Regions from separate parts of the Mus musculus genome. Here regions 2, 3, 4 and 5 are each linked to region 1. Evidence: chromatin loops called from intact Hi-C (ENCODE). Cell type or tissue: left cerebral cortex. All regions are shown on one strand.

Region 1 (5,000 bases):
AATTCTCCAGTGGCATCGCATGCATACAGCAATCCAAAGCATCCTAGCCGGTATTTAAATGAAGAGGTTAAGTGTCTGAGAACAGCCAAGGATCAGGCATTGACGTACACACCCTACAATAGGATATCACACTCAGGAAGGTTCAAGAGAGCCCTGATGACTTATAGGATGCTGTCTGTGTATGCTGTCTGCGTCCATCCCCCCGAGGCTATGGGGTGCACTACACGCCCAAGTTTCTTTGTTCTGCTCTGGACTGACGCCGGTTAGGAACACGGAACAAACGAGGCTAGGGGAAGCCAGGAACCGGGAGGTTCCGCTCCAGGCTTTCGGGCCACAGACGGAAAAAGGAAGGGGGCGAGAGCCTGGCACCAGCGTCCGAGGCAGGGCGGGGCCCGGCAGCGCTCGGACCCGGAACGCGAACGCGCCAGTCCACGGCCGCCACCCCCGCCTGGCCTGGCCGATCCTCCCGCAGCCCTCCGGCTGTGCCGTAGCCCGGCCCGCTACCCAAGCCGTGCTCACCCCGGAGGAAGCCGCGGCCCCCTCGTCCTCTTTGCCCCTCCAGGCCGGCGACGTGGGGCTGACGGCCAGGTCGCAGAAAGCGGCGCCGGGCAGAGCCCGCTGCCCTTGGTCGGCTGTGGAGACGGGGCCCAGCTTTTCCCGGACGATCTTAGTTGCAGTCCGGGCGGCTGCAGCTGACCCGGATTCAGTGCGTACGCCCCGGCGGAAGTGACCACCTCCGGACCGGCGCCGGGCGCGGCCGAGGGAGGAAGCGGGGGCGGGGCGTTTTCCTAAAATCCTCGGCGGGCTTCCTCTCTGCGCATGCGCAGCCGTGAGCCCTTCTGTCCCGGGCCAGCTAAGGCTTTGGCTTGCTGCTGGCGAGGGAGGAGGAGGGCGCAGCTTTCTAAGGCTCACGCACTTAACGTTACTGTAGGGACCTAACCTCGCTGTCTTGAAAGAGCTATTCGTTTCTCTCTGTTTTCCTTTACTTGACATTATATTAACTATATTACAGAGTGAATGAAAAGGGGGTGAAAAATAGTCGATGTCTTATGTACGATAGCCAGGTCCTAGAAGAATCTACTTTGATAGAATTTTCCGACGTGAATAGTTTTTCTCTCCAGTAATGCTTCTGAGAGAGTAATAAGTACCCCACCCCTCTCCTCCCCAGACTCCTCTCCTGTGTTCCGAGTTGGCCTTGAATTCCTTCCAGTGTATCTGAAATAACCTTGAAAACTAATTTTCCTGCCCCAGTCTCCAGAGAGCTGAGATTATCTACATGATTGTTACCACATTGTGGTAGAGATAGAGACAACTTAGGGCTTCCTGACTGCTGCTAGGTAGGCACTCTATTATCTGAACTTTCCGTTCCCACCATGTGGTTGCTGGGATTTGAACTCCGGACCTTCCGAAGGTCCCGAGATCATAGGAAATTTCATTACGATTCACGACTGTAGCAATATTACTGTTCTGAAGTTGCAACGGAGTAATTTTGTGGTTGGGGGTCTCCACAACATGAGGAACTGTACTAAAGGGTCCCAGCTTTAGGAAAGTTTAGAACTATTGCTTTAAAACATGCTTTTCCCAGTTATTTGTGGGTCCTATCTTGATGACGTAGAAAAAATGAAAATAAAAGTGAAGTCAGTAAATGTAAAATATTTTATTATCACAGTCAACAGTCCTAAAATTGGCTGTCGTAAAAAAAAAAAATCCTCAAAAAGGGGGAGGAGGGGATAAGAGGTTTGTGGAGAGGAAACTGGGAAGGGGATAACATTTGAAATGTCAATAAATAAAATAACCAATAAAAAATTCTCAAAAGATCTCAACTTCTGTACTTTTCTGTGTGGGCCATTAACAATTTTTTTGAATGGCTTCCGTCTATGAGCTGTCCTTTTAAGCAGCTTCAAGGGGCTGTTATTTTGGAGGGCAAGGTCATCCCTCTTAGAAGTTGAACGTGCTCAACCTGTCCAGAGAGCTAGTAGGTAACTATTTGGGCAAGCCTATTACTCCTAAAAGGAATGGTGAAGTCAAAACTATTTTAAATGGATCCAAAACACAGTTCTTTAGAGATACAGTTTAGATTTGTTCTCTGTTGGCAGAGAGTTAAGAGCTCTGTGACTTACCTATAAAATGGAGAAAAAAATAATGCCCGCCTCATGGGGCTTTTGAGACAGAACAGTACATGTATCTGAGATGGGCGCTTGGAATGTTGCTATCATCTGTGTTAGTATTATTTCCCCTAGCAATTTTCTTAATTGCTGGAGGGGGAAACATGACAAACAGATCCACAAAGTTTTAGTTAAACCACTTGGCCACAGGAAGCATTTTCTCTCCAGTTACAGATTTTTCCGGAGTTCCAATTTGTATTTTAGTTCTGCAGTGTGCAGAGTTCCCCACACGGTGGCAGAAAATCGTTTGCAATCATGCCAGAGAGTGAGGTTTTTGTGGTCTTGAGTTTCCTCATTTTAGTAACAGAACATGACTTGATTCAATGTTTGGTTCTGAGTAAGATACTCTGCAACATTTTCCTTTCATGAACTATTTATCTTTACTGTTAAAACATTAGAAACTGTGGATAAACCAAAAAGACTATCATTATGAATGATCACTTTCAGATTTGAATTTATTTTTATTCATTGCATGTCTTTTTAAAAATTAGTGGATGTAGTTTAATCAAATGATTAAGTTTATAAATTTTTTTGTTTAAAAACCTTTAAATTTATTTTTAGAACCTCATGCAGGCACTCTGCCACTGAGTTACCCTTCCTGTTTTGTTTTGGAAATATATCAGAAATTCCTTTTCATATTTATAACTGAATTTCATCACATTCATTCATTCACTTCACAGTTTTAAAAGACAGGATCTTGTGCATCTCAGGCTAGCCTCCAACTTGCATGTGGCTGAACCTGGTTTTGAACTCCCGACCTTCCTGCCATTACTTCCCAAGTATAGGGATTGCACCCTGTGCTTAAATTTCAACATTATATTTACTACCAAATTTTTATTTACCATTCAAGTAGTTCCATATTTCATAGTTAAAAACATTTTAAAAAAATATTCAAAAAATCAGAAAAACGGACTAACTTATTTTCAAGTAGTACACTAGATACATTTTCAGATTATATATTTGATATATTTTTCTTTAACTTATATCTAATACCTTTAAACCAATGTATCTAAGTGTGTTAAATACTATTTCAACCTTGTGTTTACAAACTTTGGAGGCAATATTTAGTAGTTTTTTAAAAGATTATTTTATGTGTATGACTGTTTGTCTGCATGTGTATTTGTGTGCTGTGTGTTTGCCTGATTCCTGCAGAGACCAGAAGAGGGTATCAGATACCCTGGAAGAGGACGTTCAGGTGGTTGTGAGCTGCCATGTGGGTGCTGGGTACGGACTCCAGATCATCTACAAGAAAGCAAGTTCTCTTACCTGCAGAGCCGTCTGTCCAGCCTGTGATCTTGGTATAATCTTTTCCGTCTGTCTCCCCTTTCTGCCTGGCTTCCTTAGGGAAGCCTGAGTGAGTTCTACTTCCCACTCCACGGCACTCAGCTTCTCAGATTGTTCCTTTCAGCTTTGTGATCTTCTGTTCCCACCATTAGTCCTTCTCCACCCTTGGGACATGTCATGAATCTGTTCTAAAAGCACGCATTGCACTCCTTGAAATGGCTTTTGTGAGTGGTAAAAAGGGCTGGAAAGATGGCTCAGTGCATTAAGCACTCATACTGCTTTTGTTCCCAGCAGCCAGGTCAAGTGCGCTAACTGTAACTCCCTCTCCACAGCTACAGCATCCCCTTCTAGCCTCCCTGCATACCTGCACGGACTCATACGCTCATACATACATACACATCGTTAAAAATAAGTAATCTTTCCACGCTGCCATCTTGGTGTGCCTGAAAATCCTGACTGATGCTCTCAGGTGTCAACAATGCTGCAAAGAGAGGCAAACACCAGGCTGTTCTCCACCAACGTCTGGCGCCTAACTTCACTGATGAAGCATTATTACATTAGCCAGTTTGAGGTCACCGATGATCACAGAGCTAAGAACACCACTGTGAACTTCACGGGCAGGTTAGACAAGCATAGAGGGATCAGCCTCAGATCTGATGTGCAGCTCAAAGACTTAGGGAAATGGCCGAGTAATCTGCTCCCATCTCGTAGGTTTGGTTTTATTATCCTGACGACCTTAGCTGGCCTCATGGGCCGTGAAGAAGCAGAATGAAAGCACACAGGAGGGAAAGCCAAGGAGCACCTTTTCCAGGGTTCTAAAATATACATAAAGTGCAACAAGAGAATAAACCCTTTAAAAAAAGAATATTGTCACACAGCTTTCTCTGATTTTGTACAGCCTGCCTTGCATATGACAAAGTCAGGGTTATCCATTAGAGGAGGAAAGTTTCTCAGGGAGACAAGTTGTCTACAGAGGAGCCCTGGGAATTCCTTTTGTTTGGGTGAAGTTCTTTGGGACAAGGGTAATGAGTGCACGTGAGTGTGTCTGTGTGTGTGTGTTCATGTCTCTGAATGTGCATGTGTGTGATTGTGTTTGTGTGTCTGTCATCTGTGTCTCTGTGTATATGTCTCTGTGTCTGCATGTATGTGTTTGTGTGCATGTGCATATGAGTGTGACTGCATGTGTGTGTGTGTGCACTCAGCTTGAGGTGTCCTTCCTTAGCCTCTACTTTATTTTTTTCCAGATTTGTTTGTGTGTCTGGTTGTTTTGCCTTCATGTAAGTCTGTGCACCACAGGGTGCTTTAGAGGTCAGAAGAGAGTGTTCAATCTGGAACTGAAGTTAAAGATGATTGCGAGTCATCCTGTGAGCCAAACCCAGGGCCTCTTATGGGCAACAAGCACTCTTAACCAGTGAACCATCGCTTTAATCTCAACTACTTGTTTCTGCGAAGCGGCCTCACACTGGGACCTGGAACTCATGAATTAAGCTGGCCTAGTTGTTCAGTGAAATCCAGGGATCCTCTCATCTCTGCCTTCCCAGCACTGGGATT
Region 2 (5,000 bases), 230 kb after region 1:
TGCATGTGGTTCACATTCCGAGTAGGGGCGACGGGTATTGTTTTTGGCGTTTGGGAAACTTTCAGAAGCTGCTGGGTATGTTCCTGCCACCTCCCATCCGGTTTGGTAAATATTAACAAACTGGACGTGGTTGTTTTCTGGATTGTGTTTGTTGGGTTGGAGGGAGGGAATGGCTAAGGGGAGGGTTCTCCTCTCCACACACACACACACACACACACACACACCTGCTTAACAACACAAGGAATCAAAATCAATATTGTTTTTGTCACCCCTCTGTCTCCTTTTCACTCCCTCGGCAGCTCGGGTGCCACTGAAGCGAATTGTGGATTTATGGAGGGAAATTAGCATAAATTATTGCAAAATCTGCAGCCGTGTGTGGTCCAGCTTATGGGAAAAGAGGCTCTAGCAAACTTTCAGTAGAGAAAGGTGGTAGGCGGTGGGCTTGACGAGTCGATGAACGGTCCGTGCTGGAGGGGATCACCATTTGGTTGGCACATGGGGTATAATTGACTTGTGTGTGTTTTATATAGTTTTCCCAACAACCCCTTAAGCCCCCCGGTCGGATGTTGCCCCCTCCCACCTCCACCAAGCTTCTATTGGCTTTGGGTTTTGTACAAAAGACTGACGCACTTTTTCAAGATTTCTGGAAAGCATTCAGTCTCTTTATAATACCATCCTTAAAATGCTGTAAACAGCTTGCAACTCCACCCTCCCTCTCTAGGGCTTTGAAGACCTCTGACAGGAACTGAGGTAGAACTTTGCAGCAATGCCCGGGAGTTAAATGTGCCTCTACAGCTCCATTCCCCTCACAAGCAAACTTAAGTGATTAAGTTCTGTTTACTTGATTAACCCTAAACATGGGCAGTGAGCCTCAGCTTCCTTCTCAAAAGTAATGAGACTGAAAATTCGGCAAACATCAATTCCTACATGTAATACTGCATGGACACAGTGGTGACAACTTTCCCCAGGGAAATGAACAAAGATTTATTCCAAGTTAAAGTGATTGTTTTGGGTTTGTCCGTGTCCCCCCCCCCCCCGTGAACGTTTTCACTTTTAGAATTTAGTTAATCTTCTGTTTGCTCTGAGCAGTGATTTCGACAACCACACAAAGACCCCTTTTGCAGGACAACAAAATGTCAATTGTTAAACCTTACGCTATTCCTCACCCAGACCGGGTAGAAAAGTATCTTACTGGTTGCCATTGGGGGTAGGGCTGGGGGGGGGGGAGGTAGGGACGATGGTCTTTTACCATCTGGGATGCAATCACCATAAATATTTTATCCATCTTTGCATTTCGGTATGAACCCCTGCACATGTTTGCTAAAGGGAATCTGTAAAATACTCAAGGGCTTCCAAGCCGGCACCTTTCCACCCAGGAGCAATCCTACCTTGGCTTAAAGCCGCGATTGCTTTAGTGCCTCCGAAGCTCTATCTAGAGCAAGCAAGGCAAGGAACCAGAACTCCATCCCACTTCAAACACCCCTCGGGTTCCCCACCCCTTTGCGCTCCCAGCTCCTCCCACTGCAGGCCCTGGAGCCTAACCCGGGCACGCGCAGAAACACCACCAAACCTTAGTTTGTTGTTGTAGCGCGCGCAGCTCAGTCCAGTAGGGCTGCCTCTGGCCCAAACTGGGCCTAGGGTCCAACTGATTTAATCTTTGGAGAAGGGAGATCCACATATCTGCCCTGTTCTAGCCTTGCCCCCAGAGACGGGTCAATGCTTCTACCCCCACCCCCCTGCTCGCACCTCCTCCCTCCTCCTGGTTATTTTTTCCCCCGAATTAAGAAGGTGACTTGAGTCTTCCCTTCAAGCACTCTGTTAATATTGAAAAACGTGCGCTTGCATCTAAAGCGCAGCAGCCCAGGCGCCAGAGCCATTTCAATATTAATGAAATTGTTTAATCTCCTAAATTCGTCGTGTTTAAGTTACGTTTTGGTGAGTTATTGACCGGCTTCGAAACTGTGGTTAATGAAGTTATGTGAGTAGGGATGTGTGTGTGTGTGTGTGTGTGTGTGTGTGTGTGTGTGTGTGTGTGTGTATGTGTGTGTGTGCGCGCGCTCGGAAGCTGAAAGGTTTTCTTGCTATTCACAGACTAATGCTCTACTGTCACTCAAAGTGTAACAAACGTCACACTACAACTATCAGTCTGCTCCTATGGGGGAGGGGGAGGAAGAAAGAAAAAAGGAAAAAGAGGTTTTCGGAGTTTAAAGACAGTTCTGTTAGGCTGTAGGTATTAAGTATTTAACCTAGTGGCATGGGGTTCTTTTTAAAACCACAAAGGCCCCCGGAAAGCGCTGAAAAGCGTGGAACTCCTGGCTTGTACTCATTGCGTGCAAGCCGAAGGGTTGAGTCGCGGTTTATTCCCTAACAGTTTGATGAAGACGGCGACGACGAAGAAGAAGATGATGATGATAATGATACTAATGATTCATTTAATCCTCACAAGGCAAATATGAACTCGAAGGAGCCCGCTATTCTCTCCAGGCCTGGTGCCACGTGCCCCCCCCCCCCCCAAAAAAAAAACCTCGCTGGTCTCAGCAGGCACTGTTTGTCTTTTCATGGAGTTCTAAACTCTAAAGAAACTATTCCCATGTAAAAAGGGGGAGGGGTCTGCAAAATGCTGACCCGCTAACTTCCAAGAAACCTCAGACTTCGCAAGCACCTGGAAAAAGGAGACCCGGAAGCCATAGCGTACATTGGACAAACTCCCGCCCTCCCCAGGCCCACACGCTGCCTTGCCTCAATTTACCCTGAACGTCCTTGTGCCCATTAAATCTCTGAAAAACGTATTAAAGCAGAACCTAATACATTCATCCATTCTTTTCAAAGAACAAAAAACAAAAAACAAAAACCCCAAACTTACCTTGGCCTGGAGAGATGGCTCAGCCGTTAAAGGCTAGGCTCACAACCAATATATATATATTGAATATATATATATTCAAAACGGACTTATCCACCCAGCTGTCCAAATATATCTATCTATATGCGTCTATTAACTTTACCACCTTTTTAAAGCGACAGACAAATTTCTACCTGCCTCTTGCAGGACTGGGGGTGGGATTGCGAGGTAGGTTTCCATTTGAACAACCCATCCAATCAACCCCGCGCAGTGGCAACCAAAGTAGAAAGGTCGCCCTTCAGGAGAAAGCCTGTGCTATAAGTTAGCTAACAATACAAACCCGACACAAAGCAAAGGAAACAGAATACCCCAGCCGAGCAATTTCCATGTCAAACACCACCGGCGCGGCAGATAGCTCAGAGTGAGTGGTCACCTGCCAGCCGGCTCCGCGCGCTGCTCCGCTCATACCTTCCCATTGCGCACACCGGTAGGCGCTGCCCGCTCCCCGCGGGCGGCAGAGGCTCTTCCCGGTCTCCCAGTCTTCGGCTGGAAGTGATTCCTATTGGCCAAGGTGTCCATGTAAATAGGTGTGAAAGAAACCAGCGCTGGCCAGGCTCTCTCTCCTCTCCCTCAGTCCCCTCCCTCTGCAGCCCCCGCTCCCCCTCCTTTTCCTCCTCCTCCCAAGGCGATTGTCATACGATAGCTAAGAAGTGGCACATTAATGAAGCGCCGCTACAGGGGTCTTTTCTGCTCCTGTCACCGCTTAAAACTATCAGATGGTTCGAGGGTGGACATGGAGGCAGCCACCTAGCTCAGCGGAACCACGAACACCACAGCAGCGTCCTCTGGATCCCTGAGGCGGCGTCTGCCACTGTCCTCACGGGCACTCCGCAGCCGAGTTCGGTCTCCCAGCAGGGCGCACGACCCACGAGCGCGCTGCGCAGCCCGCGGAGAGGAGCTCTACCGGGCTGAGTCCAAGCCTAGCTGGCAGCGAGTCTCACTGCTCCCCGACGCTGCGCTCCGGTCGCGCGCAGGGAGGGACTCGGCCACCAGCCACGCCATCCCGGATGCGGACCGGCAACTTGGAACAACTTTAAGGTGAGCATCTATCTCTCTGTCCCCTCCCCTGAATCCAGGTCCTACCTACTTTCCTGCAAACCTCTCTGCTGCTCTCGGTCTTCCCCTCTCCACTTCCCCTAGCTGAGTCTTACCCAGTTTGGTGCGCAAAGTTGCTGGCACCCGAATCCCCTCTTCCCCACCCCCTATATCTGTGACTCGGCCTGAGTGACCTCGCCAGTGTCTCTGCACCTATGCTGCCCTTCTCCATCACCTCCCCCCTTCTCAGATTCGACCAGTCCTCCGGGCCGCGCGGACCCTGAGCAAGTGGCCAAGCAAGAAGATGCCTCGGCCGGGCCGCAACACGTACAGCGACCAGAAGCCGCCCTACTCATACATCTCGCTGACCGCCATGGCCATCCAGAGCTCTCCGGAGAAGATGCTGCCGCTCAGCGAGATCTACAAGTTCATCATGGACCGCTTCCCCTACTACCGGGAGAACACGCAGCGCTGGCAGAACAGCCTGCGCCACAATCTCTCCTTCAACGATTGCTTCATCAAGATCCCGAGGCGGCCAGACCAGCCGGGCAAGGGCAGCTTCTGGGCGCTGCATCCCAGCTGCGGGGACATGTTCGAGAACGGGAGCTTCCTGCGGCGTCGCAAGCGCTTCAAGGTGCTCAAGTCAGACCACCTGGCGCCCAGCAAGCCGGCGGACGCCGCGCAGTACCTCCAGCAGCAGGCTAAGCTGCGGCTCAGCGCGCTGGCCGCCTCGGGCACGCATCTGCCGCAGATGCCGGCCGCTGCGTACAACCTGGGCGGTGTGGCGCAGCCTTCCGGCTTCAAGCATCCCTTTGCTATCGAGAACATCATCGCTAGGGAGTACAAGATGCCTGGGGGGCTGGCCTTCTCTGCCATGCAGCCGGTTCCGGCTGCCTATCCTCTCCCTAACCAGTTAACTACCATGGGCAGCTCTCTGGGCACTGGATGGCCACATGTGTACGGTTCCGCGGGTATGATCGACTCAGCCACCCCCATCTCCATGACTAGTGGCGACTACAGCGCCTATGGAGTGCCGCTGAAGCCGCTGTGCCACGCCGCGGGCCAG
Region 3 (5,000 bases), 360 kb after region 1:
AAATAAATACATCTTTTTAAAAAAAAATAGAGGCTAGGAACAGAAGATAGTATAAAGGAATGAAGCAGGCAGTGGAGGTGTGCAAGTCTAAGTCTGGAAAGACAGCTCTGCATCTAAGAGTGCCGGCTGTTCTTTCAAAGGATCCAGGTTTAGTTCGCAGCACCAGTGACAGCTGATTCACAGCCCTAGGAGGACCCGATACCCCTTCTGGCCTCTGAGGGCAGCCCTGCTTCTGGAAAATTCTGGAAAAACGTAATCAAAGTGGAAAATTAAGCAAATGATCCAAGTTGCTATAACAAAGTACCACAAGCAGGGAATCTTAAAACCACAGAAATATAGGTTCCATCTAGCTCTAGAGGTTACTAGTCTGAAATTGAGGTATTGGCAGGGTGGCACTGCCCGTGGCCCTCCTACTATGTATCTATGTTTAAGCTTCTCTTGGTGATAAGGACAGCAGTCACAGTGGGTGAAGGCCCATGCCAACAACCTCATTTCAATTTGATTACCTTAATGAAGACCCTATTTCCAAATGAGGCCACATTCTGAGGGACTGAGACTTAGGTCTTCATTATGTCTTCTTTTGAAAGATACAACTTGACCCATAACGCATGCTGTAGAAAAAAAATGTGGCATTTTGAGCAAACTATATCAGTTATGAAAATCAGTCATGACATTGTGTCATTTGTGACGTTGGAGAACCTAGACAAGTGTATGTTAGGTGTGTATGAGTGTGCCTGTTTGTCTGCATGTGCACCGGGTGTGTGCCATTGCCTGTGGAGGCCAGCTGATCCCTCTGGAGCTGATGTCACCGATGGCTGCGAGCTCCCAAGTGAGCATGGGCCCTCTGAAAGAACAAACAGCCACTGCTCTTAACCCTGAGCTATCTCTCCAGCTCTGGTAAGATGACATTTTGACTTAGAGATTCAATACTAAAATGTAATGATCTTTCAGAGATAAGTGATAGAGTGCCTAACTTTACTGTAAGCGGGGAGAAGGGTCAGGGATTAAAGCAAGCAGCTCCTTGGAATAAAGCCAAAACAGGATGGTGGCTGGCAAGAAGTGATGAGCCAGGCATGGTGACAGCATCTTTAATTCCAGCACTGGGAAGACAGAGTCAGGCAGATCTTTGTGAGTCTGAGGCCAATTTGGCTACATAATGAGTTCTAGGACAGCCAGGACTTCACAGACCTTGTCTCAAAAAACAAAAAATCACATTTTAAGTCATAGAATTTAATTGAACTAAAGTAGTCAATTAAAGACAAATATTCTGAAGGTTTTAGTAATTTAGTTATGTGCCCCTCAGAAGAATCAAGTATTGAAATACAATACCACACACAATTAAGATGAAAGGATGGAAAAAGGTCTACCATCAAATAGAAATTAAAAAAACAGCTTAAAAGTACTAACCTAGAGCGGGTGGTGCTGGCTGTGGTGATCTTTATTTCCAGCACACAGGAGCCAGAGGCAGGCAGAGCTCTGTGAGTTCAAGACCAGCCTGGTATACATACAGTTTCAGGCTACCCAGAGGCACATAGTGAAACCTTGTCTCAAAATTTAATTTAATTTAAAAAGTATTAAGGCTGTTGGGGGAAAGCTCTTTGGAGGAGTTAAGAAGGGTCATTGGTTTATAACAAGGAAAAGAAGTGGGTCATGGGAGACAGCGGCACGGTGATCAGAGATCGGGTGAACCAAAGCACATTTCCTCACCCTGCACAAAGTAAAACCCTTAAACAAATCATGTAAGAAATTGATAAACTTGTCAGAATGCCAGGAGGGTCTAAGCACGCCTGTTTTAGATGGGCAAGTTTAACCAAGGTGCACCCTTTGTCTCTACAAACAAAGTATAAGGTCCACAGCTGTCTGTCTTCTGCCAAACCGAACATAAGATAAGATGTATGACCCCTCCCGGAAAAATACTGACATTCAGCTAAATGGGTGGGAAGCTAAGTGCTCCGGGCGAGTCCACAGCTTAGAAAGCATGTGCTAATAATTCATTACTGTTAGTGGAGACTTCCCTTTTAACAAGCACAACTATTACAAATGGAATAATTAATGAAGACATAAAATAATGGATTGAGAAAAACAGAAAAAGAAAAGTATGTCACTGTCCTTCCTCTGCAGTATTTATGAGAGGCCAGATTCATTTCTTAAATTATTAACTTACTGCGTAAGATAACTTATATTCATCCTAAATGAAGGGAGAAATCTACCTAAAAAGATTAAGACTGGTAAATAGAACTTGCTATGATTCCCATAAGACGATAGCGGCAATGCTGCCCCCTAGTGGCTGACTCCAGCAACCTACTGTGACCTGGAGGAAAAGCTTTCTGAACCGTGGGTCATTTTCCAAACAAAAGCTTTAAATATAGGCCACAGAGTTGATGATTGCGTAAGTGTTCGGTCAGTGTCTGTTATTAATGTCATTCCCATCATTACCATTTGTATTATGCTTAAGCCTACTGCTAAGAGTCTCTGTGGCGGGTAGCTATTTCCAGGCTGACAGTCAGACCACACAGCAAGGGCAATGTATATCTAAGGAATAATCTTCAGTCCCTTTTCTCAGGAGACAGTGGGACAGACAGTGGGACACTTAGCCATTGCCTTCCTAGTCCTGCTAGCACAGTGCACAAAGAACACCTTGGAGATTAATAATGATGCCCTGGAGAACCATGGGCACTCATCCCCCACCCTAGAACTCAATGGAACAGCCACATGGCCACCTACCACTGAAAGAAGGCAGGCAGGTCTCAGGTACAGTGACAGCACATGAATGTGTGTGTGTGTGTGTGTGTGTGTGTGTGTGTGTGTGTGTGTGACAGATTAAAGTTTGTAACTTCACATTAAGAACAAGCTCAAGTCTGATTTCATCATCAGAGGTCCTCTTTAATTGAATATTATCATCTACAGGGGGAAGCAATTTTACTATTTCTAGCTTTTAAAAGTTTGTGTCTCAAACTGAACTTGCTGAGAAGGCTTGGCATACACCGTCCGGGCTTGAATCTCAACTGTTGGCCGCAGAGCAGCCAGATAGCACTCAGTCTCTCTCCAGAACGGCAGCTGCAGGACCTTGCTTGTCTTAGCTTGTACATGAACTACCATAGGGTGTAGGTGAGGGCCATTTCCACGTTGGTTTTGTGATCCAATTGTGTGGCTTTAAGATCAATCAGGAATGCTTAACTAGAGAGATGGCATCTTCTTTCTGGAGAGTTATGACTAAGCAAATGAACTGGAGTTGGGGGAAGGAGGGAATGTGGGCCAAGCCTCCTGAAGGTGACTTGGGGGTCTGAAACGCACAGCCCTTAAAATGTCTTGCTGCCAGTGCTGAACCCTCAGACTTTTTGTAAAGGGAAAGCTGTGGATGGTCATTCAAAGCTTAGCACAAATCAAAGCAGCCAGCCATTTACCAACTTGGCTGCTTTGATAGTTTTTTAAATATTGTCGATACTTGAAACCAATATGGGCCACCTGCTCCAACCAATCAGAACACCCAAATGTGAAGGAATGCGCTCCACTAAGTGTTGACAAAGGGTACAGAGCTTCTGAACTCACAGTGCCTGTAGAATCATCCGGAAGTTTCTTAAACACCTGCCCTATGACCCGGTAAGCTCACTCCTGGGCACTTATTTAAGATAAATGAAAAGATCCTCACAAAAATCACTTATATAGGGAACTTCTCAGAAGAGAGGGTAACAGGTTGTAAAAGCCAGAGGTCAGTGTGTATGGCGCCCATGAGCTTGCTGCAATTACGGTTTCCTACACTAGAGCTACACAAGATACATCATCAGAAGCAGTCAACAGTCCAGCAGGAAGCATCAATTTCATTCGGTGAGCTACTGAAAACGATTGGGGTGGGGGGAATTTTGAAAAGGTGGAGAGATGCCCAGTAGGAGTGGGATAAAGGGCTGGGGCTTAGGTAAGATCAATATACATTATTCACATGTATGAAACTGAATAAATAAGATTTTTAAAAAAAATAAACCCAATATACTTTTCCATTTATCTAAAGTTTAAGAAGTAGTTGCAACAACAGACACATGAAGGTTGGAGACTAGTCCTAGAGAACCGGGCTTCACACCAGAGCAAGTCCAGACAACAGCTTAGAAGATGAAAATGTACAAGTTGCTTCGAGGGCTGGTTACACAGAACTTCCTTGTACCAACACCACACACTTAATAACTGTGACTCTCAGTCTTTGTAAAGCATGCCTCAATTCAGAAACAGCTGCTAGTTCCAGTTCTGAAATTTGCTGTGATAAACATTTTGGTTTTTAAATTATCCTGTCAGTGTGGGAATGTGCACTCCACAGCTTGAGTGTGTGTGTGTGGGGGGGGGGGGCTGGGGGAGAAAGGGGGCTGGGGGAAGGAGAGGGAGAGGGAGAGGGAGAGGGAGAGATAGTCCAGTGATTAGGAATGGGCTCTCACCTTCTAGCTTGAGGTAGGGTCTCTCCTTTCTGTTGTACTGCCAACCTGTGTGTTTCCCAGGGAATGTTATGGCTCCACCTCCCATCTCACTGCAGGAGTCCTGAGGTTACAGATGTTACCCATCACAATTGGCCTTTGGGGGGTCACCCTCAGGTCATGCTTGTAGGGCCAGCACGTTCCCATACTAAGCCGTTGCCTCACCAGCCATGCCAGGATGAATGTAACCCACTAGAAAACAACTTCCAGGCATAAGGCCAATCTAGAAATGAAGTGAAGGTCCTTAGAGGGGGAGGTCTTGTCCATGTATAGTGTCATCCGACACTGTAGAACAGCAATGCAGAAATCAAGGTGGGCACAGCTACAAGATAAGGGAGGGGCTAAGCCTTTCGGAATATGCCGTTTGAAAAATGAGTCCTAGGCGGTCTTGAATCTCGGCCACTTGCCCTCGATAGGAATAGTTAAATGATAACAAGCAGGGTCCATATTTTTAATTAACTCAACACTAAATGGTTTTATTTTCAAAGCAGGGGCACCAGCCAGAGCCCAGATCTCATTTTGAATTCTGTATTCTCAATTCAT
Region 4 (5,000 bases), 480 kb after region 1:
CATCTTCTCACTGGTCCCTCTCAGTCCCCCAGATATGCCTCCATTTCCCAGGCAGCCTTCTCCAGGCAGGTCCCCTGCAGAATCAAGATGAGATTCCCCACCCGCTCCTTGCGTTGTCTTACATAATAAACCATGGAGTTGCAACGGGGCCTCCATTTCCCCATCTGTGGAGTGAAATAAAAATGAAGAGTAGCTGGCCTTGAAGCCTATCTCATCTCCACCAGGAAGGGATGTCCCCCCTGCTCAAATGGAACTCCGTGCCTCCTAGGTTCCCTCCCCAAAAATTTGTTCTTTCCATTTCAGCTTCCTTTAGAATATTTGAAACACTCACCAAGCTTTTATTTCTTTAAAAAAAAAATTATCATATCAATTCTCTTTTCTATTCCCTTGTAATGAATGCCTCTCCCTCCTTCCAGAGGCTTCCACAAAGTTGCAATCAACTCCCATCAAACTTGCCAGTACCTAAAGAAAAACAAACCACAATAAACCATCACGTGTCTTCCCTCTTTTTTTTTTTTTTTTTTTTTTTTTTTAATGAGAGGGCTGTGCCTGTGTACCACGGGGTTTGTGTTTGGAGGGGACAACTTATGACTTGTGGGAGTCCACTCTCTTGTCCACTGTGTGGGTCCGGAGGACAGAGCTCAAGTCATCAGCCTTGGAAGCAAGCACCTTTACCGGGCTGAACCATCCCAACCTTGCCTTCCACTCCCAACGTTCATTTTGAATATTCTGCAAACCCCTTCCATCCTGCATGTCCCTGTGCCCCCTATGTTTTGAGCTGTTCGCCATTCTTTGTCTACAGTTTCGAGGAACCTCATATAAGTCTCGTTTCTCTGAGGAGCAGCTAACCCAATTCCCCACTATCAGGACAAAGCTTGCTGATCAATAAGAGAACAAATCCCATCTTATTAGGTCCTGTTTGATCTTCAGATTTCAACTACGTTACGCTAGCTCCACAGGAGAGGTGCCAAGTTACCTCATAAAAATAAATTAGGGAAGCACCCAGTTGAAGAGAAAATGAATTTGCAACCCTTAGAATGTTCCAGAGTCCCGAATGTGTCCCGCAAGCCAAGCAAAATGCAAGGATTCCTTTCCCTGCCTTCTCTACGCATTTATACGCAACCCTCCTCTCTCCCTGCAGAAGAACAAACACTCGTTCTCTCCACAAACATTTTAGTGTATCCTCCTATTAGGGGTGGCTTAATTCCGATGTCTGCTGCAGTTTGTGTTACTGAGTTGCCGCAGACTCTGAGGAGGGTAGGGAAGGCCTGTAAGGAGCCTCGCTGCAGTCTGTCTGCTTAGATCACATCAAGATGGATACCTCATCTGGACCAGCGTGGAAGCAACCACGTCCTTCCTCCTCCCTCTGCTCAGAGAGCCTCCACAGGGATTAGATTGTTATCCAAGCTTCCTGGACTCACTCCAGATGCAGATTGCAAGGCCGGCTCCAAGGGAAACTTTAAAAGGTGACAGAAAATAGACCTTCAGCAGAGCGGGTTCAGAAAAACCACATAATAACCTTTGCCGAGTTTAACTCCATCTTAGATACCCATAAATAGACCTGCTTTCAGGAACTAAGAACTAATCCTACGGCGATAATACAAAGCCCCGTCTCTCATTCCGCAGCACCGTGCAGATTGCCTCAAGAATCACGAGCAATCTCCCCGACTCCTTAAGCTGTGTAATTCATTTCTGAGCACCCGTTCGAGAAACCTCATTAATTTAGGTGGCCTTTTTGCTGTACATCCGAGGCACACAAATATTTGGTATTTTTACCCGAGGTCGGAGTTAAAGAAAAAAATTAATTTCTCATTTTCAGAAGGGATTATGAACATGAAACACTGTGACAGTAACACGCGTCCATTACCTGATATTCTCTCTCTCTCTCTCTCTCTCTCTCTCTCTCTCTCTCTCTCTCTCTCTCTTCCCTCTCTCACATGCACACACACACACACAAGTAGAATACATGAAGATAAAATTGAAAGAAAAATGGGAAAGACTATGATAAAAGCAGTGAGTTTTCTGTAACCCCACCTCAATACTCCAATCAAACATAAGATGGAAGAGCTTTGATTGGGGAGGAAAAAGGGAGTCTTTGAACATGGACGGGTGGGTGCTGTATGCAGTCACTTCACCTAGATTTAGCTCTCTGAATTACCAAGTCCCTGGATGGAAGCTACACAGTCACCATTAAGCTGAGTTCACAATGGCCCCTAAAGGAGCTGGGACTTCAAAGGTGGCTCAATGGGTGTTTTCCGTTCTTCATTATACCCGATACAAGAGTAACCTGCACTAAACAATCCACTCTGCCTAATTAAACGGAATCTCTTCCTCTCTATTAAATATTTAGAAGTGCCAGCTGGGCATAAACATGTCACCGGAGAAGGTGGGAGGGGATACCCTCTTGATACTGGTCAATAACTGACTTAACCTCCTTTAAGCAAAGCTGTGGTCTGAATAGCACCAGGGCACATAAATTATTCTAATTACTTTACTATCAGTAAAAACTGTTTAGAGGTAAAGAGTGTTTATTCTCCACAATTATGCTCACAAGAACCATCAGGATATACAATCTGGAGGTGTGGGTCTTTGCTCCAGATACCAGCAGATAGCTTGTGGTATTTTCTTTTTCAATTATCCATGTCTCTAAAAGCTATGACAGTATTTTCTACCATGGTCCTATCCAGATTAGATAGCAAGGTTTTGTTTTGTTTTTAAAATATTTTTATCATAGTTCTTAGTATTTTTAAAAAGACACTTCATGTCTTCTTTGAAGACGGAATTTCTCTTAATGTGCTTCGAGTTTGTGTGGTTTTGTTTTGCGGTTAAAGCAAGAAAGGTGTGCAAATTGTTTGCTCCTTTTTGAAACTGGTGGAGGAATTACAAAGTTCTTTCGGCTCATCAAAGTAGTTTGGCTTGCATGCAAGGCTCACTGACAAACCTCCTAACCTTTTTTAAAAACATATGGTTTTTATTTGTAACAATATTTGTGACATAAGGTTTGTTCGTTATACAACCAGAAAAAAATTGTAGAAACCAGTGTTTGATGGCGATTATGAGTTGAGACGCTTTGTTGGAGCGCCCTCTTGTGACCAGGCTTCACCAATGCAACTTCTGTCCTAAAAAACATTTTTTTTAATGATTATTTATTTATTCATTCATTTTCGGAACAGCATTGATCTATGGGTATAGACATAAATATTTAGAGGAGACTTTGACATCGCATCTATTTTTCAAACAGTAAATATGTTCTCCACTTAGACTTCTGACATCCCCAGCCACAGGCTTTTCTTGAGCAGGTTTACAGTGACAGGCATGGATCTCCTTTGAAGAGAGCCTCAAATCCAATCAGAAAGCAGTTGGTTACCCCCGTAACGACCAAGCCATTGGGCACCTCCTAACTCCAAAAGCACTGAAAAGTGTATTTCACTGAAGTAAAGAAATAAGTGAGAGTTTTTAAATGTATGTGAACGCTTAAAATGTACATACAGAATTTCCACAGAGCAGAAAGTGCTTTGAAAAGAGACAGTTTGCACCCAACCCCAAGTGCCCATCAGGAAGTCACAAGGGAAACGCCGCTTATGCCCTGACTCAACACCTCTGTCAGATGCCAGTGGTGGGATTCAGATAGAGCCTAGACGACAACGACGATGAAAACGGCGGCGGCGGCAGCGGTGGCAGCGGCGGTGTGAAGGCTGAACACGGTCCCCATCACTGCCTGAGGCCCCCCAGCATGCTGTAAAGACATGTTTCCGTTGGTTAAGTCCTTAGTGGTTGCTGTCCTTGGGTGAAATGTGGTTTTTCTTTGAGACCCTCCCTCTTATACTTGGACATGAGAATTTCAGCAAAAGAAAAGACATTAAAGGAGTTAGTTATGCTAACTATGTAAAATACAGTGTTAAACATAATGTTAACTATGTAAAATGTAATGTTAACTATGTAAAATGTAATGTTAACTATGTAAAACATAATATTCTAAGTAAAGTCTTCTGAAAGCATTTTTATGCTTCAATGTTCACTAAAAATAAAGTTATTTGGGGAAGATTGTTGCATTTTACCAGGAAACCTGGGCTGAGAAATTAATATATTTTGAGGGCTGGAGAGATAGCTCAATGGTTAAGAGCACCAACTGCTCTTCCAGAGGACCTGGGTTCAATTCCTGGCACCCACATGGTGGCTCAAAACTGTCTGTAACTCGCACTCTCACACAGATGTACATGCAGGCAAAACACCAATGCACATGATATAAATTTTTAAAAAATGCTTTTAAAGAAATAAATACAATTTGAAATCACTGTGGTTATCATTCATAGAACTTTCTCTTTGAGATGAGAAAATGAGCATGCACTTATTACATATCTTTAATTTTATACAGTTTAAATTACTAATTTCGGCATTTAAAGTGTAACAGAGTTTCTTATTCATATAAGAAATTAAAAGCTCAATAATAATATTAAAAAGGAATTGATGAATGAAGACTATTTTCTTGAGGTAGAGTCTCAAAGTAGCTTAAATTATCCCCAAACTCAGTAAGTAGCCAAGGATGGCCTTGAACTTCTGATCTTTCTGCCCCCATCTCCTGAGTGCTGGGATTACAGGCCTGGTCTATGCCGGGTATATGTGGTGCTAGGTGATGAACCCAGGTTTGGTGTCTGCCAAGTAGACAGTCCACCCTCTGAGCTACCCTTCTAACCGAGGACTCCTCCTAGACACAGGATATTGTAGATCTTGAAAAAGCTTGAAGCTATAGTGTTCAAACTAGATGTTTTACAGGTTTAAAAACAAAACTAAACAGTTGAGGGCCGACGACCTCAGTTAACTCACTGACATCCACGTGGCCAAAGATCTGACTCCTGTAGGTTGTCCTCTGTTGTCGCCCCCCTCCATCCCACCACACACACACACACACTCACTGTGGCATGTGTGAACACAAGTACACACCCACAAATGTAATTTAATTTTTTTATTAAAAAATACAGTTCATCACATGAGGCATGCCC
Region 5 (5,000 bases), 210 kb after region 1:
ATTTTGTTGTCATAACAACAAGAAGAGTAATTAATAAGACATGCAAAAGAAAAAACCATATAGATATTATAGAGAGGGGATAGGTAGATATGGTTAGGCTGTAACTGGGAGGATAAATCATTCAATAAAACAGATCTAGAAATGAAATATGATTAGTTAGCATAGATGAGACCAAAAGACCTAAATGAAACTTCTAGAAATGGAAAATAGGATATTAGGAAAATATACTAGATAGGGTTAAGAGTATAAAAAGTTCTGCAGGGAAAGAATCAGGAATGTGAAGATGTAGGAACCCAGTATGGCTGCTGATGTGAGCCACCTGTGGACAATATGAGTCAGGCCAATATAAGAAGGAGACTTACAGAAGGAAAGGAAAATTAATAGTAGCTCATTTTTTTTCTAATTTTATGAAAAATATGGTCAAAATTTGAGTGAAGGAGCTCAGTGACCCTCAGCTAGGACAACCTCAAGCAATGCTCAGCACACAACACCCACCCTCCTCAAAGCAGAGGTAGCGAGAAGTTCTAGGTGCTGGCGAGATGGCTCCACAGGAAAGGGAGCTTGCCTCCAAGCCGGGCGACCTCAGTTCAATCCCCAGATCCTACCTGGTGAAAAGAGAGAGTTCATTCTCACAAACTGTCTTCCAGCCTCACACATGAACCGTGAGTTGTGTGTGCACATGCACACATGCACGCGTACACACAAGAGAGAGACAGACAGAGATAGAGAGACACAGAGACATGCAGAGAGAGAAAGAGAGAATTATAGAAGCAAAACCTATCAAATCTTAGAAGCTGCCAAAGGTATGCATTGTATGCACTGTATAGTGAGGAACAAAAATAAGAATTATGGGGACTTTTTTACTTTTTTATTTGCTTACCTATATTTTATGTACATTGGTGTTTTGCCTGCATGATAGTAATTATATTATTATTATTATTACTACTATTATTATATCATGTCTATGTGAAAGTGTTAGATCTTGAAGTTACAGGCAGTTGTGAGCTGCCATGTGGGTGCTGGCATTTGAACCCTAGTCCTTTGGAAGAACAGTCAGTGCCTCCATGCAACCCAAAAGAATGGAGCACACATTTCAAAGTACTGAGAGAGAGAGAGAGAGAGAGAGAGAGATCATCTAGAATTCTATACTGAAGGAAAAGATAGTTCAAACTTCAAGTAAACAAAAACCTTCTGTCGGGCAAACAGAAGTTGAGAGATTCCATGGTGTGAAGATGTGAACTAAGAGATGAGATGTGCTAAAGGTGTTCCAAAGGCATTCTTTCAAAGACGAGGAACGTGGCACCTGGCAGAGATTTGTATCCATACAAAGGAATAGAGAGCAGGACATTTGTTTTCATCTTTAAATCTTTTGAAATAATTGGCTACTTTAAGCAAAGGTCGTGGCTAAGTCTGGAGGAGTTCAGAGTATAGAGAGAGGTAAAATGTATTATAACAACAGTTCAAGAAGGGCAAGGGGCAGCGGGAGCATACATAAGTAACTCGGTGTCATTTGAAAACAGGCGGCAGTAAGGGGAAAGGAAATCAGGATAGCTGATGGGGGGGTAGCAGAGATAAAATGGAATCAAATACCCATGGCTTTGTGCATGCTACCCAAGCTCTGCCACCTGAGATCATCTCCAACATAAACAAAAACAAAAACAAAAACCCTTAAATACAGTGCCACTGCAGTAGCACGTCTTCAGCTCTATCACTTGGGAAGCAGATGCAGGAAGCTTTCTATTAGTTCAAGGCCAGCCTGGTCTACCTAGTGAGTTCTAGGCTACCCAGGGTTATATAGGGAGAGCCCATCTAAAAAAAAATAATTATTTTTTAAAAATTAAGTTGAACTTAATTTACCTTACAATAATAACAATCTCACTGGATTTTAGTGTAAGTAATAATATGTCTTAATGAAAGACAAACATGTTTTCCAGAACAAAACATGGAGACAAATGCCTCATTTTATACCCTTGCAAATGGCCCAATAGAAGGAGATGCACTCTCCTACCTGTTTTTGCATTAAATTATTTTATGAAACTTCTGGAACACTCAACTGAACACAAGTAAAGTGTAAGCAATCTTTAAAAGAGATGTGCTATGGAGGCAGCTGTGATCTTTCCAAACCTATGCCAATTTTCAGAGAAAACTGAGGTCCCAGAACTGCACTTCTAGAAGACTCCACAGCTAGAAGTCATTTTTATTCACAGTTCACTCTCTGTGAGCTACTGTATACTTGCTAGAGACTGGATCCCAGATCCCCCACAGACATCAGAAATCTGCAGATGCTCAAGTTTAAATAAAACAAAATCTTAGCATGGCGGTGCACACCTTTAACTGCAGCAGTAGTGAGGCAGAGGCAGGAGGATCTCTGTGAGTTCGAGGTCAGCCTGGTCTACATAGGAAGCTCCAAGACAACCAGGGTTACATAGGAGACCCTGTCTCAAATAAATATATACATGAATAAATAAATGAATAAAATGAAGTTGGGTTGGAGAATTGGTTAGCTGGTTCAAGTTGTTCAGTGCATATTGCTCTTGAAGTGGACTTGGGTTAGGTTTCCAGTACCCATGGTAGGCGGCTCTCAACTCTGCAACTCCAGCTCAAGGGGAGCTGATGCCATTTCCTGGCCTCTGCAGGCACCCATACACACCAGGAAATCAGGAGATATCTATATCTATATTTATTACATATATATCTATATCTATTATATATATATATATATATATATATATATATATATATAGAGAGAGAGAGAGAGAGAGAGAGAGAGAGAGAGAGAGAGATGCATGCACATAATTTTAAAAGTAATGCATCTCTTTTTTAAAGAAAAATGGAAGTGTGCTTGTGTGTAGCCTATGCACACCTTCCTGGATGATCTGCCTTCCCACATTTCTTGTGACAGCCAGTACATCATAAATTCAATGTGAATAGTCTGGACACTGTATTGTTTAGGCAGCAGCTGTTTCTTCATGCTTCCCATCTGATTGAATTTGTGGATGTGGAACCCAGGGTGTCTTTAAGTTCTCAAAACTTGTATTGGAGAGATGGTTTAACTGCTAAAAGCACTTGTTTCTTTTGGCAAAGAACCTGGTTACATCCCCAGCACCTGCAGTGTCTTTCCACCATCTGTAACTCTACTTCTCGGGATCTGACACCATCTTCTGACCTCCGAATGTATGGCACACATGTGATGGCCATACATGTACACAGGGAAAACACTTATACACACATGCACGCACACACACACACACACACACAAAGGGGGAGAGGGCGAGGGAGCGAAGGCAAATATATCTTTTCTTTTTTATCTCAAAGCTTAACCACATGAAACCCTGCAGTCTAAGGAGCTGATGCTGATGTCTTGGGTATTTTCTTTTACCAATTGAGATTTAATATTCTGAAATGACAAGTTTGCTACTTAATGGCAGAGATGAGTCGGCCCTCAGAAATGTTTATAGAAGAAAGAGAAGAGAAAAATAAGAGGGGGAAGAGCAGAAAGAGGCCTAGCAAGATGCCCACCTCCTGAGGTCTCCTGAAAGCCTTTAGCCTATGAATTCCAGGCTTTAGGTTCCCTGACAGACACCCTCAGAGCAGATGACCATCAAAGCCATGTTAGCATCAACCATGGAGGCAACTCCTCTTGGGACCCAGAGCCCCAGCTGCAGCTGGCTCTGCATCAGTGAGGGACATTTTGATCTGCTAACTTCCCTGTGAAAGTTACACTGGAGGTTACAAAGGAGAAAGGGGGAATTAGCTTGACACCTTCAGAATTGAGCACACAAAAGCCCAAGGCAGAAGAAAACTGTCAGTTTGTAGAAAAGTCGAGGTCTAAACAGGTTAAAATAGTTTCTTCTCTTTTCCCTTCCCTTCTTCCTCTTCCTCTTCTCTTTTCCTCTGTCCCCCTTTCTCTCCCCCTTCCTCTCACCAAAATGATTCTGGCTTTTTGTTTGTTTGTTTCAAACAATCCTGGAAACAGTTTTAGCAACAAGTCCCCAAAGTAAGCTTTCTCTCTCTCCAGAAGCCTGTGCCCCCTGGAGGTGGGGGGCTGATGCCCCTCCTTTGTTTCTCTCTCCATCTGTTAAAGCTCGTGTAGTTAAAAAAAAAATCTCCTGGTCTACAGAGCAAGTTCCAGGACAGTCAGGGTTCTGTCTGGGGACCAGGGAAATACTGAAATCTTTCCTCAACAAATTCTTTTCTCAAGAGAGAGGTGGAGGAAGGAAGGCATTTTTCTAACATTCTAAACAAGTCTTGCATGTCATTCCTGCTGTGGGCTTTTTATATAGCACAGTCTATGAGAATCTAATTGAAATGATGGTAACCCAACAGTCTTTCTATCGTCATTGTTGTTGTTTGTGGGATTTTGTTTTGTTTTTTGTTTGTTTGTTTGTTTTCTGTCTTTTCATTTGTTTGTTTGTTTGGTTGGCTGGCTGGCTTTTGAATGCTGAGATGAAACTCCCCACCCAGAGGTATTTCCAAGTGCCTTAGAACCACTGTTTGAACTTCACTGGGCTTTGTATTAAATATGAATAATGTCCATTTTTCGTGCAGCCCTCATTTATCTAGTGACAGTTCAGCCAAGGAGGAGGGTGGGCACAATGGAGCATTCGGAATAAAAGCAAAATGAATACACACACGCACACACACACACACACGCACGCACACGCACACGCACACGCACATGCACACACACACACATACACACGATGGCTCAGTGAATAAAAGCACTTGCTGCCAAGCCCAGCCACCTGAGTTCTGTTCCTGGATTGTACGGGACAGAAAATAATTGACTTCTGAAAATTGTCTTCTGACCTTCACACTCGTATAGCAGAGTGTGCCCCAACCTCAACCTGTTCCACACACACCCCCATGATAATAATTATTAAAGATTTTAAACCTTAGGACACATTCCCTGTTTTGTAAGATGGGGACCATCATAAGCTATTTACAAGCTATTTACTATGAGTGTAGGCTCTGCAATTTGTTAGAGTCCCAGGGGACAG

Evidence for each region. Hi-C counts contacts between places; a loop is a spot of excess contacts. Peaks named below come from ENCODE experiments on the same cell type or tissue, not always from the same donor. Only the 100,000 strongest peaks of a DNase experiment are listed, where the experiment ranks them.
Region 2: it touches region 1 in a loop (3-fold over the local background); 4 of 42 quality-filtered maps call a loop at or near these places.
Region 3: it touches region 1 in a loop (18-fold over the local background); 17 of 42 quality-filtered maps call a loop at or near these places.
Region 4: it touches region 1 in a loop (10-fold over the local background); 21 of 42 quality-filtered maps call a loop at or near these places.
Region 5: it touches region 1 in a loop (2.7-fold over the local background); 5 of 42 quality-filtered maps call a loop at or near these places.

Annotation. Positions count from the first base shown.
Region 1 is chr9:69,985,209-69,990,208 of GRCm38, reverse strand. Bnip2 (BCL2/adenovirus E1B interacting protein 2) reads right to left here and starts at 743. Exons shown (of 11, transcript NM_016787.4): 1 at 520-743. In left cerebral cortex, CTCF peaks have their summits at 220 and 2,393; DNase peaks (open chromatin) are centred at 759 and 2,387; H3K4me3 peaks cover 1,288 bases; H3K27ac peaks cover 1,223 bases.
Region 2 is chr9:69,759,485-69,764,484 of GRCm38, reverse strand. Foxb1 (forkhead box B1) reads left to right here and starts at 3,545. Exons shown (of 2, transcript NM_022378.3): 1 at 3,545-3,937; 2 at 4,185-5,000. The coding sequence starts at 4,239. B230323A14Rik (RIKEN cDNA B230323A14 gene) reads right to left here and starts at 3,339. Exons shown (of 5, transcript NR_040765.1): 1 at 3,273-3,339. In left cerebral cortex, no CTCF peak of the experiment used is centred here; no DNase peak of the experiment used is centred here.
Region 3 is chr9:69,620,797-69,625,796 of GRCm38, reverse strand. No RefSeq gene overlaps it. Among named protein-coding and RNA genes, the nearest start is that of Gm31469, 49 kb to the left of the region's middle. In left cerebral cortex, a CTCF peak has its summit at 2,283 (motif pointing left); a DNase peak (open chromatin) is centred at 2,288.
Region 4 is chr9:69,503,855-69,508,854 of GRCm38, reverse strand. No RefSeq gene overlaps it. Among named protein-coding and RNA genes, the nearest start is that of Mir3109, 49 kb to the right of the region's middle. In left cerebral cortex, a CTCF peak has its summit at 3,092 (motif pointing left); a DNase peak (open chromatin) is centred at 3,176; H3K4me3 peaks cover 287 bases.
Region 5 is chr9:69,772,814-69,777,813 of GRCm38, reverse strand. The region is part of intron 1 of B230323A14Rik (RIKEN cDNA B230323A14 gene); the gene reads right to left. Among named protein-coding and RNA genes, the nearest start is that of Gm31530, 7.9 kb to the right of the region's middle. In left cerebral cortex, no CTCF peak of the experiment used is centred here; no DNase peak of the experiment used is centred here.